Linked DNA regions of Homo sapiens: region 2 is linked to region 1. A link is an interaction called in ENCODE POLR2A ChIA-PET data of the cell type or tissue named here. Cell type or tissue: PC-3. All regions are shown on one strand. Each heading gives the region's core, and the rest is flanking DNA. Links, peaks and the distances in the headings are about the cores only.

What was found. ChIA-PET counts read pairs that join two places held together with the same protein. Peaks named below come from ENCODE experiments on the same cell type or tissue, not always from the same donor. Only the 100,000 strongest peaks of a DNase experiment are listed, where the experiment ranks them.
Region 2: POLR2A ChIA-PET joins it to region 1 with 14 read pairs; 4 of 35 experiments call an interaction of 5 or more read pairs at or near these places.

What each region holds. Positions count from the first base shown.
Region 1 is chr20:58,077,897-58,080,809 of GRCh38, forward strand. No RefSeq gene overlaps it. Among named protein-coding and RNA genes, the nearest start is that of CIMIP1, 72 kb to the right of the region's middle. In PC-3, for the core only: no CTCF peak of the experiment used is centred there; a DNase peak (open chromatin) is centred at 1,185; H3K27ac peaks cover 1,512 bases.
Region 2 is chr20:58,148,423-58,151,335 of GRCh38, forward strand. It overlaps CIMIP1 (ciliary microtubule inner protein 1), which reads left to right and starts at 2,480. Exons shown (of 4, transcript NM_178456.3): 1 at 2,480-2,610. The coding sequence starts at 2,543. All of the region lies in intron 2 of LOC107985434 (a long non-coding RNA gene), which reads right to left. In PC-3, for the core only: no CTCF peak of the experiment used is centred there; a DNase peak (open chromatin) is centred at 1,469.

The DNA of each region.
Region 1 (2,913 bases), core at 161-2,660:
CCACACACACACACACACCAAAGACTTGAAAGAAATATACCACCACATTCATAGCATTTTCCTCTAATTAGGCAGTTACAGGTGGCTTTTATTTTCCTTTTATGCTTTTTTTCCCAGAGGTTTTCGACAAATATATGTTGCTTAAAAAAAATTTTTTTTGAGGAGTCTCGCTCTGTAGCCCAGGCTGGAGTGCAGTGGCATGATCTCAGCTCTCTGCAATCTCTGCCTCCCGGGTTCAAGCGATTCTCCTGCCTCAGCCTCCCAAGTATCTGGGATTACAGGTGCCCGCCACCACACCTGGCTAGTTTTTGTATTTTTAGTAGAGACTGGGTTTTACCATGTTGGCCAGGCTGGTCTCGAACTCCTGACCTCTGGTGATCCACTTGCCTCAGCCTCCCAAATTGCTGGGATTATAGGCATGAGCCACCACACCTGGTCGCTTAAAATTTTAAGTAACAAGTAGAGTGAGTGGCATCCCCGTTCCTGGTTTATCTCTGTGCCATCTCACGGTGGGGCAGACCAGGGGGAAGAAGAGAAGAAAGGAGAGGGAGTAGAGTTGGGAAAGGGCAGAGAGAGGGGAGGGAGGGAAGTGATGAGAACAAGCAGGAGGGTCTGGGAGGAGAGGAGAGGGGAGGAAAAAGAAGAGGAAAGAGTCCAGAGAGGCCGTGCTTTCTGCTAGGAATGGCTGGGAAGGACTTTAAAAGGAGCACAGGAGTTGGGTTTCCTCCAAAACACCCAGAGTCCTCGCCCACCCCCCACTCCTCCCTGCACTACCCCCCCCCCCACCCAACCATCACCACCACCACCAAGAGCAAACTCTAAGAGGATCTCAGGTGTTTTCCTGGATCACAGAAGCCCAGGGAGCAGACCCCACAGCTAACACTGACTCATGCCTCTTCCATGCCACCCCCTGCCCCTGTGCCCCAGAGCCTCCCTTGGTTCATTTTTGGCAATCCTTGGTTCCTACAATTCCTGCAGCTGCCTTGATTCAAACTCCCTCCCCAACTCCACCCCAGGCTTAAGGGTGGACTGGATGGGAGCTGCAGGTCATGGCGGAGGTCGGGGGGGATCTCCAGCCAGTTACACCCCAAGGAGATGGAAATCAAAGCCAATAGAAACTCCTGTTGTTCACCAGCCCCTTCAAACATCCTGCTTGGAGCAGATTCAGGCTCTGGAAAAGTTCACAGGAAATCCTGGAGATCAGATGCTTACTCAGCAACCACAAGCTTTATCTTGGGTCTGAGTCCCAGAAAACAAAGACAAAAGTTTCTTCTAAGACTCCCTTCTCCCTTCGCCAACTGGTGGAGCACCATTTCCAAATAAAGGGGCTCCAAAAGCAATTCTAAAGCAGAACTTGAAAGTCAAATCACATTCTCAAAGCTCGTGCAGTTAAAACACGGGTCAGATGCCCCCAGACAGAGTCCCCCCACAACCCGCCCTCCCACTAGCTGCAGAAAAGCAGCTAGGCTTGAGCCGTTCAATTCAGTAGCCATTAGGATTATGTGGTTCTTCAGCACCCAGTGTAGCCAAGGAATTGAATTTTTTAAGTTTAATAAACTTAAACTTTAAAACTGAACAGTAACATATTTGTCCATGAAGACAACTTTATTGTTTTGTAGAACTACTTACTGTATTCATTTCCAATTGCTACTGTGATGAATTACCAGAAACCTTGTCACTTAAAACAACAGGCTCGGTACAGTGGCTCAGGCCTGTAATCCCAGCACTTCGGGAGGCTGTGGTGGGCGGATCACTTGAGTCCAGGAGTTCAAGACCCAACTGAGCAACATGGTGAAACCCCATCTCTATTAAAATTAAGAAAATTAGTAAGGCATGGTGACACGTGCCTATAGTCTCAGCTACTTGGGAGGCTAAGGTGGGGAGGATGGCTTGAGCCTGAGAGGTCAAGGCTGCAGTGAGCTGTGCATTCCAAACTGGGGGACAGAGTGAGACCCTATCTCAAAAATAAAATAAAACAAAATAAAGCAACCCACACTTTTTATGTTACAGGTCTGGAGGTGAGAAGCTCAAAATGCGGCCTGCAGGCTAAAATGAAGGTGTCAGCAGGGCTGCACTCCTCTCTGGAAGCTCCAGAACAGAATCCCTTTGCCTTTTCCAGCTTCTAGAGACCATCCGCTTTCCTTGGCTCATGGCCCCTTTCTCCTCCTGCAAAGCCAGAAATGTTGAATCTCTCGGAATATCTACCATAGCCACAGCTCCATCTGACCACAGCCACAAAAGATTCTCCACTTTTAAGGACCATTATGATTATACTGGGCCACCTGGATCAATGCAGGGTAATCTCCTCACTTCAAGATCGGTCACTTAGCAACCTTAATTGAATTTGCAACCCAAATTCTCCCTTCTGCGGTATAAAGTCACATATTCACAAGTTCCCAGGATTAGGTCATGGTTGGAGGCCATTCTTCTCGCTACCACATTGCAGTTCACTGTAACCTTTGCATCAAATTGGGCATTACTGTGAGTTCTTGTGCAAGTGTTGGGCAAGTGTACCATTTCTAGCATCTCACATAAACACATCACCCACCTAGTTGGTGTCAATGGATTGGTTCCAGTGGGATGATTATTTTTCTGTGGACAAATGTAACATTGTAATATGTTTATTTAAATATATTATGCAGACTTACAAGTTACAGCGATATCTGTGTAATTAAATTGAAATTCTTATTATTTTGACTTTGATATAAACTGTTTTTCTAGTTTCAAAAAATAAATATGGACAAAATTTGAGATTTAAAATACAGGAATGGTACTGATACAGAATCAAATGGAGATGCAGAACTATAAAGAAAACCAGAGATACCACAAATTTCATGGTGAGTGGCAATTATAGTTTGTTTCTGCAGGAAGAAAACAAATAGCTTTTTATCTGTTGGATTAAAGATAATAAAA
Region 2 (2,913 bases), core at 251-2,750, 71 kb after region 1:
GCAGATCCCTAAAATTGGGAGGTGTAGTCATGATCCCCTTTTCCAGATGAGGAAATGGGGGCTCAGAGTTGTTAAGCAATATGCACAAGGTCACTGAGATGGCACACAGCAAACCCGAGACCTGAGCTACGTCGGATCCCAAAACCCAGACATTTATCCGGTACTCTACCCATTTCTAGTCCTGGACCCAGGCTACCCCGTGCAGATATTGCCAAGGAGAATGGAGAAGACTAGCAAACTCTTATTCATCCTTGAAAACCCAACTCACTCATCACCTCCTCTGTCCTCTTCTGTCTCATCTGGGGCTGGCTCTGAATCACATATACCCTATGTCATTTCGTATATAAGGCTGCGTTATCATTTAGTTGCATTCACATCTGCTTACCTGCTAGATTGAACTCCTGGGGGACGCATAGTGCCTGCTTCTCCATTTCTGCACCCATTTCATTTCCATGGAACCCTCCAGCTGCACCGGCCCCCTTTGCATTCTTCAAACACCCCATGCTGCTCCTGCCTCGGGAACTATACTCCACACCACCCGCTCTGTGGGAAATTCTTCTGATCTTCCACACCAGATCTGCACCCACATGTCTCCTCCTCAGAGAGACCTGCCCTGACCGCCTGTTTAACACAGCCCCACAGCCCCTGGCCTGTCCCTGCCCCCACTGGCCTCATGCCCTGGTGTGACTCTCTTCCTAGCACGTCATGCCTCTCTCCCTGGCACCAGGTCACACGTGCATTTGTTTCCTGGCTTCATTATCTGTCTTCCCACTCGATGTGCCAGCTCCAGGGAAGCAGAGACCTTGCAGGTCTGACTCCCTCCTGGCACCAGACACATCAAAAGCTCTCAACACACGTCCATAGGATGAAGGAACCCTCGATGTCTGGCACTGTTAATGAATTTAGTCTTAATTAATCATCTTAACAGAAATGTCTCAAAACCTCCCAAGGAGGAAAGCAGAATTTGTTCTTACTACATAATGGATCTTTCTTCCTAGCCATCCACTTATTTCCTCCCAGAATATCTTCCCCTCTGTTGTAAGAATGGAGACCTTGGAGAACAGTCCAGGAAGAAAATCCCAGCTTCCTGCCTAGAGATCTGTCCACCCTCTTGCTAGCCCACTAGCTTGCAGTTGGCTCAGCCGTGGACCTGGGATGTTATATATTCATTAATTAATCAATTCAGCTCCGATGCCAGCCTCTGCTTGCCCACTCACTAATCCAGCTGAGGGACAGTTGGGACCACCCTAATACTGGGCGTGGGCCAGGCATTTCCAACAGCCAAGAAAAGCACCATGTGCTATGAAGGGAAAACACACTAGCTGAGCTCCCCTCTAAACACCACACATAAGTACAAATCTGTTGATAAGGGAAGAGGCCATGGAGATGGACTAGGGAGAGTCTCAGATACCTAACTGGTGGATACACACACTGGCATCCTCCCAGACCAGTGCCCTGGTAATTATCTAGGAGGTGACCTGTAGCTCAACTGAGTCATGCTTCCTCCTCTCTCAGTCCCCCGAGGCAGGCTCTGGACACCTGCTCATCTCATGGCTGCTCAGCCAGAAAAATGTCCTCCTACATCGTGTAGATGATCCCCTTGCTGTTGTCTCAGAGCCATTTTCCAGCTCTGGGTCCACAACAATGGGGGTATGGTAGAAACCTAGGGGGTCAATGAATCAGTCAAAAAACACTGGCTGAGCACCCCAGCGATAGAGTGATTACTGCCTATAGGCAGGGAAAAAGAGTGTGGGGTGGTGGGGTCTGGAGGTAACATTATCCGTGAATTTCATTTAGGGATTGTTACAAAGAGTGGACGCCAACCAAAACGCATATTTTCTCCAAAGACATGTGCAGTAATATTTTAGCAGCACTTTTGTGGTGGCCAAAAACTCAATGCAACGCCCATCAGCAAATACTGTTCAGGAGCAGAAATGGACGCTAGGGCCACTCACAGCAACGGGGATGCTCTCTCAATCATGACACTGGGCAAAGGCAGCCAGGCACAAAGGAGAACATCTGGATGGTTCCACTCACACAAAGTTCAAATCACAGCAAAGCTAATCTTTGCAGAGGGAAGTCAATGAGAGCCAGGGAGGACGGTGACCCTGGGGGCCACTGGGGGAGGCTGGCAATGCTTTGTTTTCTAATCTCCAGGTGACGGTTACAGGCGAGTCCTCTCTTTGACATACTCAATTAAGCTCTGTACACTTGAGCGTCTGTCCACTCGTAGGTGTGCATACTTCCACTGCGGATTTAAACTTTCAAAGAAGTCTAGGGTGTTAGGTCTGGAGGTTTCCCCAAGGTTTTCCACAGATGAGCAAATGGGCCTAGAGGTGGACAAAGGGCCCAGACGTGAGCAAAGGATGGCAGCAAGCCCGGACCCAAGCGACGCGGCGAAAGCACAGCGACCCCACCCTCGCCAGGTGCAGAGCCATTTCCGCCTCCGAGTCCTGCGTTGCCTGGCAACCGGTCTCCCAGGAGACGCGAGACGCTGAGCCCAGGGCCAGAGCTTGCGGGGCGCACAGAGCCCCCAGGCCTCATGGCGCAGAAACCTCTCAGCACCGCGGCGGCTGAACGCATGAACCTTGTGGGTCAGGATGAGATCTGGTAACGCCTGGGATCGGGCAACGCGGTGGGCTCCTGTTCTCACCTGAAGTGTCCACATCTGGGGTCTCAGTTTCCCCACCAAGTCCGGGAAGTGATCGACCACTAAACTCGAGGGGCAGAGGGGCGTGCGCTGAGGATGGTCAGGGGCCTTGAGGAAAGGGGTCAATGTTAGGGACATGAGAGCGACAGGAGGGCCTTTCTCCGTCTCCTTCTCCCTCTCCTGTTGGGCCCACCACGAAGACGTGGGAGATTGGCTTTCAACAATCAGCAGAGATTGGCTTGTTGAAATCCAACTAACATGTT